Linked DNA regions of Homo sapiens: region 1 is linked to region 2. Evidence: read pairs that join two places in POLR2A ChIA-PET (ENCODE). Cell type or tissue: PC-3. All regions are shown on one strand. Each heading gives the region's core, and the rest is flanking DNA. Links, peaks and the distances in the headings are about the cores only. Region 1 has its middle 120 kb from the start of SERPINI1. Region 2 overlaps PDCD10 (programmed cell death 10).

The links. ChIA-PET counts read pairs that join two places held together with the same protein. Peaks named below come from ENCODE experiments on the same cell type or tissue, not always from the same donor. Only the 100,000 strongest peaks of a DNase experiment are listed, where the experiment ranks them.
Region 1: POLR2A ChIA-PET joins it to region 2 with 5 read pairs; 3 of 35 experiments call an interaction of 5 or more read pairs at or near these places.

What each region holds. Positions count from the first base shown.
Region 1 is chr3:167,847,821-167,854,333 of GRCh38, reverse strand. No RefSeq gene overlaps it. Among named protein-coding and RNA genes, the nearest start is that of SERPINI1, 120 kb to the right of the region's middle. In PC-3, for the core only: no CTCF peak of the experiment used is centred there; DNase peaks (open chromatin) are centred at 1,943 and 2,953; H3K4me3 peaks cover 1,070 bases; H3K27ac peaks cover 3,139 bases.
Region 2 is chr3:167,689,608-167,696,120 of GRCh38, reverse strand. It overlaps PDCD10 (programmed cell death 10), which reads left to right. Exons shown (of 9, transcript NM_007217.4): 6 at 399-525. It also overlaps the pseudogene HMGN1P8. Among named protein-coding and RNA genes, the nearest start is that of WDR49, 39 kb to the right of the region's middle. RefSeq lists a silencer at 4,445-4,584. In PC-3, for the core only: no CTCF peak of the experiment used is centred there; no DNase peak of the experiment used is centred there.

The sequences.
Region 1 (6,513 bases), core at 830-5,829, 160 kb before region 2:
TCAGCAGATGACAGCATTAATGGATTAGACATAAGGTCAAATACTCTACACACACACACACACACACACACACACACACACAAACACACATACACACACACACACCCCTCTGCTCTGTATGTGCCTCCTGATTTTCAGATGCAACTGCAGAAAATATATCAGGGAATGAATCCTGAAATAAATGAGATTTATTTTTACCACCTGGTGCAATGGGCTTGAAATATAAATCAAGTTGACTTATGGAAAAAATATTACATTTCTTGCATTCTTGAGTTTAGGAGCTGCTATGCAAATATGTTGCACTATATCCCTGTTTATTTGTGTTTATTTCTCAAAAATATAGTTCTAGAAGTGAAATTGCTGGGTCACATTTTGGTGGGTACTACCAAATAGCTCTCCAAAATTACGTATATGTTTATTTTTCTGCTAACAGTATATAGGCCTTCCCTTTGCCTGATGCCTTTACTAGTGCTAGTCATTAGCTTCTAAATGTTCACTTATCTAAAATATTTCCTTTCATTTACTTCTTCAGAAATACTCTTTTGGTTTACTTCCAGAAAGGCTTGTCCAACAATAATTACATTTAGCTTGTATTACATTTAAATCCAATGTCATCAATTTATTTTTGTCATCTATTTCCTTTCCTTTTAGGAGACGTGGAATGGAAGTGGAAAACAGAGGACTAATAGTTATTAGGCGGATACTTGGAATTGGGAACATTGCAGGTAGTGTTTCTAATCCTAGTAACATTATGCCAGTGAGTCTCAATGTGTGGTCTCTAAACAAGCAGCATCTGCCATCACCTGAGCTACCTTTTTAGAAATGAAATTATTGGGTCACGTCATAGACCCATTGAATCAGAAAATCTGTGGAGGGCCCTGCAGTCTGCTTTCTTTTATTTATTTATTTATTTTTTGAGACAGAGTCTCTCTCTGTCACCGAGGCTGGAGTGCAGTGGCGTGATCTTGGCTCACTGCAGCCACCGCCTCCCAGGTTCAAGCGATTCTCCTGCCTCAGCCTCCCAAGTAGCTGGGATTACAGGCGCCTGCCACCATGCCCAGCTAATTTTTGTAGTTTTAGTAGAGACGGGGTTTCACCATATTGTCCAGGCTGTTCTCGAACTCCTGACCTTGTGATCTGCCCACCTCGGCCTCCCTAGGTGCTGGGATTACAGGCATGAGCCACTGCACCTGGCCTGCTTTCTCTTTTTACACGACCTCCAGGTAATAATGCCAATGTAGCCTAGAATTTGAGAACCACTGAATTATACCCATTTTATAGATGGGGAACTGAACAGAGAAGTAAGCAGCTTGCTCAGGTCATCAGCCATAGAATTTGGCCTGACTTCAAAGTCAGCACAATGCTTTCTCCTTGTGTACAAGCAAATTTTATTAGGAAATAATATGTCCAATGTAAGATTTGCTCCTGGGGGACAACAATATAGTAAAGTGTGACTATAGAACTCTGACAAAACCAAGAAGAAGCAGAAATCTGTAGTTATCCAGGTGGTTACTGACTGAGAATGCCAGGTTCCCAAAACTGGGAGAGACAGACGTTGCTGATGTATCAGCCTGCAATTGGGCCTGAAATGAACCTTGGGTCTATTAATCCTTTCATTCTCACGAAGAGGGCAGAAATGTGGAAAATAGACAGTATGCAGGGATAGGCCCATTATTTATGGGTTAGAATTACTGTAGTACTGAAAACGTAGTAAAAGACAGAATCAAATTTGAAAGAAGACAAATGTATTATATGCTAAAATTAGAGCATCTTTGTCAGAGATGTTTATTAGTTACTGAAATTTTTTGTTTATTTTTTCAGAAAGGAGAAAATACTGAAGGTTTTGTGGTAAAACATTCGGATCACAGAAGTGTATGAGAAATAGAGAGCAAAGGGCTCTCATTTTGGCAGAGGAGAGAGTACAGTATGACTCATTATTAAGTATATAAAAATAAATTCTATGAGTTGCAGATTCACCCTATTTCCCTTTGTGTACTCAGGCTGTATATAGGAATAACTGGCCACTGCTCGTTTGATTCAAGAATGTAACCTTGAAAATGGGGCCCAATGCATGGATCCCAAAATTCAAGGGCCCTTTGAATCTAGAGTTAAGGCAAAGACAAATTTGACTTTTTATATGTTCCCAAATGGCCAAAAGGGACTCCTGAGTTGAACTTCAGCAAAATGCAGTACTTTGCTTTTTCTGCTGAACCATATAACAACCAGAAAAAAAAAGTGATCAATTTAGCAGAAAGGAGTGTGGGTAGTAGTGTGTAATGCAGCAGTTCTCAAGCTTTAGTGTGCAAAGGAATCACCTAGAGGGCTTGTTAAACACAGGTTACTGGGCAAACTCCCAGAGAGTCTAATTTATTAAGTCTGAGGTGGTGCCTGAGAATTTGCTTTTCTCTAACAAGCTCCCAGGTGATGCCGATACTCTTAAGTACCACTCGTGAAGGGAAAAGAGTTTCGATTTGGAAATCAGAACACATATGTCCTTCTGCAAATCCTAACATATGATTACCAAGTGCCTTTGGACAAAATCACTTAACCTTTCTGATTTGTGATTTCTCCTTTGTCAATTATGGCTGATGATAGTAACACCAACGTAGTTAGGTTGTCACAATTGTTGGGAAAGCCAAATGAGTTGGTACAGGAGAGTTTGTGAATCCTAGTTAATAATGTTTCCTCTCCTTTACTTTTATAGTTTAAAAACAAAACTCCTTCATCCACAAGTGTATCTCCAGATGGTTCTGCCTTGCTTTTCTTGGGGCTGATTTAAGTCAAAGTAGATAAGCAGTCTATCACAATGATAAATTGGAAATTCTGGTAGACAGTGTTAGTGGCCTACACAATAGCCACCTCCTCCCCGTGTTTCTTGCTAACACAACATTAATTTTGTGGAAGAATGAGGTAGCTTTGTGCTCAAACATAGAGTCCCTTGCCTAGCCCAGGCCCATGACTCATGATTGGTCTATGCCTATCTTGGTAACCTTGGCTTTTTCTCATGTGAATAATGTTGAGAGGACCAAATTCATACATTCAGTAAATATTTATTTAATATCAAACACTGTTCTTTGTGTAGATGAATAAGAGTTACTAGTAGTCTGGAATGGTAGGCCCACATTAAATAATTAATAACTCAAATAATTTCTCCTGTGAAGAAAAAGCAGTCTGTGCAGTAATACTAAGTAATTGGAATCGTAACCTGCTCTGGGATAGAAGAGTGGAAATGGATCTCAAGGAAACATTTAAGTGGTACTTAAGCAAAGAATAAGGATGGATAGGAACAAAAATATTTTAAGCTTTAAGCTGTGAGATGAGAATAAGCCTTGTGCGCTATACAAATTGGAGAGATAAAGTGCAGTCAGATCACAAAAGATGTTATAGGTTATGTACAGACTTTAGCCAAAGAGAAAAGTGAAAAATCACTGAAAGATTTAAGCTGGTAGCCATTAGAGCACAGTGGGATTGAAAAAAAAATTACTCTAGCTGCCTGGGAAGAATGAATTGAAACTGGCCCAGGTGGGGATGTGTGAAACCCATTAACAGACACAACAAGAGGTGGTTGCAACTTGGACTAGAGCTGCTCTGTCCAATATTGTAGACACTAGCTACCTGTGGCTATTGAGTCCTTAAAATGTGTCCTGTCCAAATAAAGTTGTGCTTTAAGTATAAAATACATACCAGATTCCAAAGATTTAATAAGAAAAAAGTAAAATATCTAATTACTAACTTTTTTCATTGATGACATGTTAAAATGACAATATTTTGGATATGCTGATATCTTAATAAGATATCTTATTAAATTTGATTTTATCTGTTTTTCACTTTTTAAAATGTAATTATTGGAAACTTTAAGATTATATGTGCTACTCTCATGTATGGATTGCATTATATTTATTGGACAATGCTGATCTAGAGTTTGACAATACAGTTGGAAGGACATAGGCACATTTTAAAAGGGTTAAGGACACTAAGACTAAATTGACTAACTTGATGATTTATTGTGAAATACAGGACCATCAAGGATCATATGTCTAATCTCTATAAAAAATTGAGTGATAGATCATTTCTTGATATACTGAAAGCAGAGCTGGGTTGAAGAGAATATGAAAGCTAATGTGTTCTTGTTTGGTCATATTGAGTTTGATATTCCTCAGAAAAGCTATCTGAGCAGTACATGAGAATTTAGGAGTTGGCCAAAGATGGTAGATAAACCCATGGCAGTGGTTGAGTTCAAGGGGAAAATGACAATTTAAAGACAAGAGAAGGGGCTCATGAAGGAGCAGACAGAGGGTAGTAAGCAAACTAGGAAGGGGAATGTGTTATCAGAAGAAAAAGAAAGAGATATCACCGTATCAAAGGCTACTGAGACAAAAGCAGTAAAATGTGGAAAATTATTGTAAGTGAAATTTAGTAGTGGACACATGGTAGTTCATTCCTACTATTCTCTCTATGTTTGTGCATATTAAAATTCCTATAATGTGAAGTTGCTGTTGAATTTTCTAGAGACTGAAAAAGATAGGGGCTGAAACATGTTCTTTGGGGAAAATTAAATGAAATCACCCATAAATTTCTATCAGCTTCACATTATACATATTTACAGCTCAATTAATTAAATAATACAATAGATGCAAATCTTAAGACTCAAGGAGGCTTATCTAATAAAATATACATTATACATATTCTTTCTCCTATGGCAGTAACTGTTTTTTTCATGTAATTTGAGAAGGGGAAATGTAAGAAATGCAAGTACTCATTATACATAGGTGAGCAAGAGGATAAGAATAAGTTGTGATCATGTTGAATTTTTATTCATTTTCACTGACCTAAGGAGGAATAAGACATGTAGACATAAAACTGACATTTTAATAACTTGGATGATAACATGCAGAAGCTTAAATCAAAAATAATATATTCCAGTCTCATGGTTTCCTATTAAGATTTTAGCCAGCAAAGAGTAAGAATTGGCTAAGTCTTTGTGCATGGTATCATGTAATTATTTTGCTTATAAATTCAAATTCCTGGAATTGTAAGTAAAACAATTTTAAATGACAGGAATTAATATATCATGTCCCAGAATGCTTTTCTTCACTAGGCTGGGATTTTTAAGAGCAGTAAAAATAAGAAAAATCAACAGCTCATATTAGATTGCACTGAAATTTTTAATACAATGTAAATGCTAGGAAAACTTATTCCTAAAATCTGTTTAAAATGTACTAGAAATATATTTTTGTGGAAAAATAAATTCTTTTGAGTTTGGAAAGAGAATAGAACATTTATAAACAATATCCAAAATATATAAGAAACTAAAACTACTGTATAACAACAAAAAACAAATAACCCAATTAAAAAATGAGCAAAAGACCTGAATATACATTTCTTAAAAGAAGACAGGCAAATGGCCAAGAGATCTATGAAAAAATGCTCAACATCACTAATCATCAGGAAAATGCAAATCAAAATTACAATGAGATACCACCTCACTCCAGTCAGAATGGTTACTATCAAAAACTCAAATGATAACAAGTGTTGATGAGGTTCTGGAAAAAAGAGAACCCTTACACACTGCTGGTGGGAATGTAAATTAGTACGTCCATTATGAAAAAACAGTATGGGCTGGGTGTGGTGGCTCACACCTGTGGTCCCAGCACTTTGGGAGGCCGAGACAGGAGGATCACGAGGTCAGGAGATCGAGACCATCCTGGCTAACATGGTGAAACCCCATCTCTACTAAAAATACAAAAAAAAAATTAGCCGGGCATGGTGGTGGGCGCCTGTAGTCCCAGCTACTTGGGAGGCTGAGGCAGGAGAATGGCATGGACCCAGGAGGCGGAGCTTGCAGTGAGCCGAGATCACGCCACTGCACTCCAGCCTAGGCGACAGAGCGAGACTCTGTCTCAAAAAAAAAAAAGGAAAAAAAAAGTATGATTATTTCCTATAAAAATTAAAAATAGTACAACCATGTGATCTGGCTATCCCAGCATTCCTTTGGGTATGTATACAAAGGGCGGGGGGGAAATGTACATTCAAGGGATATCTGCCTCTGTTTATTGCAGCACTATTCACAGTAGCCAACCTAAATATTTATCAACAGATGAAGAAAGAACGTGTGGCATAATACAAAATGGAATACTATTCAGCCACAAAAAAGAATGAGATCCTGTCATTTGTGGCAGCGTGGATAAACCTGGGGGATATTAAGTAGAGTAAAATAAGCCAAGCAAATACCATATGATCACATTCACAAGTGAATATAAAAAGTTGTTCTCATAAAGTAGAGAGTGTAGAATAGTGGTTACCAGAGGATGTGGAGGGTTAGGAGAGGGGAGATGGTGAAAAACTGGTCAGAGGGTATAAAGCCTCAGTTAGATCGAAATAAGTTCTGTTTTTTTATTGAATAGTAGAATGACTTACAGTTAATAATAACAGATTGTATATTTCAAAATAGTTACGAGAAGTTTTGTTTTTGTATGTTTGTTTTGCTTGCTTGTTTTTTGGGAGACAGGATCT
Region 2 (6,513 bases), core at 648-5,647:
GCAAGTAGATATTACCTTTGCACTAGTTATGACACTCATTATTTAATTTAAGGTTTCCTTGGGAAATGTAATGTCAGAGTACGGTTGAACTTAAGCCTCCCTTTTAAATCTGTTTTTTTTTTGTGTGTTTTTTTTTTTTAAGATTTCATGGGATGTCCTTTTGTCCCAAATTGAAAATATTTATTCTTTCTTTTTGTGATACTTTACTTGAAGGGAGCCCTGCTGTTGTTACTGGACTAAGTCAAACGCTAATGAATTCTGCTTTGCAACCTTGTCTTTCCTAATTATCTGGCCTTTCACCTCCCTCACCTGCCTTTGACCAACATTGGAAATTCTTAGATGTGATGAATTTGGCAGAGAGTCGCAGGATGTTTTTTATTATGTATTTATTTTATCAGAGTATATGATTGAACGACCAGAGCCAGAATTCCAAGACCTAAACGAAAAGGCACGAGCACTTAAACAAATTCTCAGTAAGATCCCAGATGAGATCAATGACAGAGTGAGGTTTCTGCAGACAATCAAGTAAGCAATTATTTGTTTTGTTTCTTCTTTTCTTAAAAGTACTTCCGAGGAACTACTCATCTACATTTTTTAATTTTGGTATGACTAACTTGAAATGCTTATTTGAAATAAAATCTCAAATTTTTAAATACCACATTTTATTAACTTTATGGCGTTTGGTTTCAGAGTACAGCATTTTTTAGAATGTTTAATTTTAAAACAACAATGAAATGTGCATAAACTGGAATGTAGTTTGAACTACATAAATGATGGGAAGATATAAATGTCAGATAAATGAATAGAGAAACTGGATATATCCTAGAGATTGGTAGTAAGATATACCAAAATAATTTTTATTTCAGAAATAGCAGCAGTCATTAAGGTAAGTAACGTACTCTTAGGCATGAGTAGTGTTTTCTAAGACTGACCAAATAGCCTCTAAATCCTTGCCTTTGGGGGATATAGGTTAAATAAGACCAAGAATACTCATGGGGCCAGAAGGCTGGCTGGTGAGCAGCAGCAAGAAGGGTCATCCTAGAGCAGTAGTTCTCAGACCAGGGACACTCTTCTGGAGTACAGTGAAGGGTGAGAGGGTAGGGGATTGAGTGAAAACATAATCCCTACATAAGTATCTTTAAACTAGAAAGTCTGATAATTTTCTTCAGCCTCAGTGGATAAAAAACAAAGAAAGCTGGGAATACTTGCAGTGTCACTATCAATGCATGGTTTTGGTGAAACCATAGGTAGATATTGCTGGGGAGAAAAGATTTAGCGCAGGTCTTTTTCTGGAAGAGGCTGTGACATATGTGGTAACTTTGAAGAACCTAAGGAGACTCACTTGGAATAAATAGTAACATTCATCTTTTGGAGTTTGGGCAGTGGGAGGAGTGGCAGCAGCCAGGCAGCCCAGCTTTGTGAAGGCCCTCAGCATGCCATGGCCCACATGCATCTGATATGCGCCTTCCCCACTTCCAGGATGCCCAAGAGGACGGTCAGCTCAGCTGATGGGACAGTGAGGGAAGATCCCAAAAGGAGATTGATGTGGTTGTCAGCTAAACCTGCTCTTTCAGTAGTGGAAATTGAAGCCCCAAAAGGTAGCAGGAAAAGATAAATCTTCAGGCAAAAAAGTGCAAACAAAAGAGAAAAGAGTAGGAAAGTGAAAACAAGCCAAAGTAGCTAAGAATAAAGATTTACCTGCAGAAAACAGAAAAACTAAAACTGAAGAGAGTCCAGCCTCTGAAGCAGGAGAGAAAGAAGCCCAGTCTGATTAATATCGCATACCATGTCTTATCAGTGGTTCCCCGTCTCTCTTCTTACATAATCCAGGAGAATATTTTTATCAACTATGTTGTAAATGCATGTTTTTTAGTAGCTCTAATGTTTTTTAATAGCTCTAGAAACATTTAAGGAGGGAATTCCACTGCATTCCATTTTTTAAGTGTAAATGCTTTTTTTTTTAAAGAGGTGAAATAATTTAATTTGCTGGTTATTTTTTGGTACAATGGGAAAATAATGTTGGATATTGAATTATGGGAAGCCTTGACTGTTATGGGTGTCAGCTTAACATTCCATAGATGGGTGGTTAGTTTTTATATCCCATAATATAAAGCATACTAAATGGCAAAGTGGAGTCGCAGTCCTGCATTTCATGTCTTGAACATTTTTAATTACTTCACTCTGTCACCCAGGCTGGACTGCAGTGGCATGATCATAACTTACTGCACCCTCAACCTCCTGGGCTCAAGCAGTCCTTCCACCTCAGCCTCCAGAGTAGCTAGGACTACTGGTGTACAACACCACACCAAGCTAATTTCTTTTTTTTTTTTTTAATTTTTAGTAGATAACCACATCTCCCTACATTGCCCAAGCTGGTCTCTAACCTCTGAGCTCAAGTGATCCTCCTGCCTTGGCCTCCCAAAGTGTTGGGATTACAGGAGTGAGCCACCACACCTGGCCTTAAATTACTTCTACTCTTCATGTTGTTTTTTAGTGGAATTGTTTCCTTGGGCAAACCACTCCTTGAGCCTGGCTCTACCTATCAGAATTGTGTGCACTCTGTAACATCTTTGGTCATGGTAGTCCTGTTTTTCTAATAACTTTGTTAATGTGCTGTGAAAGATTAAAGTATATAGTGTATATGCTATTAAATTGTGAATTGGTGGGACGTATGTGACAGCTTATCAACATTTGAAGGTACTGGTACTTGATAGCCTTTTAAGGTAATTTTGCCTCAGTTGTAAGCTGGAAAGTCACTGGAATAACTTTAGAGAATAATAATGATACGTGGCTTTTTAGATTTTGCAGTACATATGTTCAGAATTATGTACAAGTTGAAATGTCTGTGTACTGATCCTCAACACAACTGATGAAATCTCAATTATGAAAGAAAAAGAAAACATTCATCTTTTGAAAATAGTATTCTTTGTCATTCACATTGAGAAATGCTATTTTAGCTTGTTTGGATACCTAGCTAGTTTGGATACTCTCTTTTGAGTCACATAAAGAGAGGAATATGTCCCATAGAAAATAATGGTTCGTGATAGGTATGCAACCCAGCTATCAAGGAATGACCCTACTCTTTGACAATAATTAAGGGCCAGGAATATAAAAAAGGCTTTTAATTGAATAGCCAAAATCTGTGTCACAAGGGACAAACACTAAGGGTTTTTTTGTTTGTTTTGTTTGTTTGTTTTGTTTTTGAGACGGAGTCTTGCTCTGTCGCCCAGGCTGGAGTGCAGTGGCGCCATCTCGGCTCACTGCAAACTCTGCCTCCCGGGTTCATGCCACTCTCCTTCCTCAGCCTCCAGCGTAGCTGGGACTACAGGCGCCCGCCACCATGCCTGGCTAATTTTTTGTATTTTTAGTAGAGATGGGGTTTCACTGTGTTAGCCAGGATGGTCTCGATCTCTTGACCTTGTGATCCGCCTGCCTTGGCCTCCCAAAGTGCTGGGATTACAGGTGTGAGCCAACACGCCTGGCCTAAGGGTTTTGTATTTTACCTTTCCTATGGGAAAGCCCCAGCTTCCTTTTCTACTTTTAATATGTGAAGGAGGAAGATAATCAACTGTTCATGGAGTTTTATTTTTAATCTGGTACAAGTTGAGCATCCCTAATTTGAATATCAAATTCTAAATGCTCCAAAATCCAAAACTTTTTGAGCACCGTGACATGACACCATAAGTGGAAAATTCCACGTCTGACCTCATGTGATGGATGGGTTGTAGTCAAAACACAATCAAAACTTTGTTGTATGCACAAAATGTATGCATATATGGATGCACTTTATGAAACATAAATGAATTTCATGTTTATACTTGGGCCTCATCCCCAGGTCTAAAGACTTCTGGTCTCAAGCATTTTGTTTAAGGGATACTCGCCCTGTATAGTTAAAGTAAACATGTTTGGCCTGTAAAAGGATAAATTGTCAGTGATCCCAAACTTAGTTGTTTAGACTATTTATTTCTAAAGTTTTGAAATAATTTGGTAAGTTTTCATTTGCTTTGATAATCGTGTACTTGTTGATGAGCCATGACACATTTCTATGAAGATTTGACATTTAAAATAATATTTGCAGCAGATTTTGCTTCAGATCATCGAAGTAGGTTTATATAATCAATGTCATCTTAATAACAATCATTTATATAGGACTTATTATATGCTAAGCACTATTTTAATCACTTTACATTTATTTACTTATCACAACAACCCAGTAACAAGTGAGGAAATTGAAGCAGGCACAGAAAATTAGGTAAGGCCACAGAACTTACCTATTAAGTGGTAGAGCTGGATTTGAACCCAGGCAATCTAATGCCAGGTGTTCACTGCTGTTTCCCAATCACAGACTTCCAATGTTGATGTAATCTGGAGATTGAAAAATAGAGTTTCTGCCATTTGAAAGAAATGTGAAAAAGGATATTTTAACATAGAATGCCAGTACGTGAGAGAGATAACAGTATTGTGGTTGAAACTGGCATAGAAATGTAGGCCCAGAGCTCTCATCCTGTCACTTTGACATCCTCTTTCCCCCTACAGAGTCCCTGAGACATCTCTGCTAAACCGTCTGTGACTCTAGGGAGCTGCGGTTTGAAAACCACATTATTAGCAGCACATTTTAGTCATAAGGAAATTGAGCTTAAGAGTCTTGTCTATAGTCATTGACAGAGGCTTTCTTTAGGGTGTTGTTTTCTTTATGAGGGAGTAATAATACTTCAGTTCTGTTTTCTAGAGTGTACTAATTTAGCACAATTGAATTAAGAGTAATGGTGGCAATGAAAATTTACTTCCTAACCATTTGAGGAGGGATAATTTGCCCTGGCAAGTTTGTTGATATGTATGTTATTTCTGAGACTAAAATTCAACCACATATGAATAGCATAGATAGGCTAAAGTATAATTATTTGTATCACTGTCATATATTGGTACATTTTCATGTATGTTCTTACCATTATTAATTGACAAATTAGTGGATAAAATTGCACTAAAATAGAAAATGATTTCTTCTTCAGGCGTTTCTCCAATATTTTACTTTCTTATATCTAAGGTAGTTATCCCCTTTATTCATTTTAGCAACATTTTTCAATAAGCATATGTCATATACATATTACACCAAGTACTATAGGTGATGCTATAGATTGTATCAAAGTACAAGTAAAAAAGAATCCTGACAGCTAATAAATATTCAGGCAATTTTGAATATATTAGCAGACCTAGATTTGAATCTGTGTTCCAACATTTAGCTATGTAACCTTGGATATAAGTTGCTTAACTTCTGTCATTTTAGTTTGTGCCTCTGAAAATGAGGGTAATGACTTGTGAGAATTGAAAGAAATGATGTACATGAAGTGCCTAGCACAGAACCTAGCATACATTCAACAGTACATGCTATAATAACATTGTGAAATGAGGATTTTCCTCCCTTTTCTCAATGGAGTTGATAAGGAAAAATGATCCAGCAAATATTTCAAAAGGCCTTTTGATCAATGAATGTGTGTGCCTGAGTACATTTGAGCTATGCAAATATGTTATAAAATTAATTTGTATTTTTTTTGAAGTCCAATACATCTCAACTAATGGAAAACTAGTGGAGACTCGTGATTTAACAGACCAAAATAAAAAAGCCAGGCATTTATTTACTGTTTGTAATCTGCATTTGCATATTCTTAGGCTAAAATTCAGCAAGGTTTATTTGTTTTAAGTTAGGAGTTTTCATGAAGGGTTCAGAATAGATTTTTTCAGAGTTTTCCAGTCTAAACCAAACTCAACATAAAGCACAGGGATTCCCTTTCATTAGTGCATTTGCATAAATGCGTATCATGCAAATTTGGGTGGCATGATTAGAAACTCTACTTTTCTATTGCAGTTTTTTGATAAGATGTATGTTTACGTTTCATCTGAAGCCTTTGCCTTTCAGTGTAATGTTTCGCAAAGCTGCGCTATTAGGTTGGTGCAAATTGCTAAGTTCCTTCTCCTTCTACTCATACTATCTGCCTCTTATCACAGAATTCATCTGCACCAAGCCGCATTCATTAGTTATGCGATATTTATTTTACCCTCAAGTTTTTTCTCAGTTCTTTATCTGGTTAATTGTCTATAGTGGTTTTTTTGTCCTGGTATTTTCTCTCGTAGGAAACAAACTCTCTGGTAGTTACTAATATAATTTAGCTTCTCTATGTGCACACCTTGGTGCCATAAATGAAAATACTTTTCTGTGTACATATGGATAACATAATATTTGACATACATTGCTGCAGATTGTTTCTAGAGAACATTTTTTCTACAATTTGGTAGGCATTTAACAGTCTTTTGCCTCGTGTCCAAACAGAGGCTTAGGAATAAATGGCCTTGGTTGACAGAGAGCTCTGTTCCAATAAGGCATTAAACCTTAGCTCCAAGTTTTCAAACCTGACTCATCAGCAGTCACCTGAGGAGTTGCGCCTCCCCCCACCCCCTTTTAAAATAGAGATTTCCAGTATTTATCAGCAGGTCTTTCTTTTTTTGTCCAGCAAAACC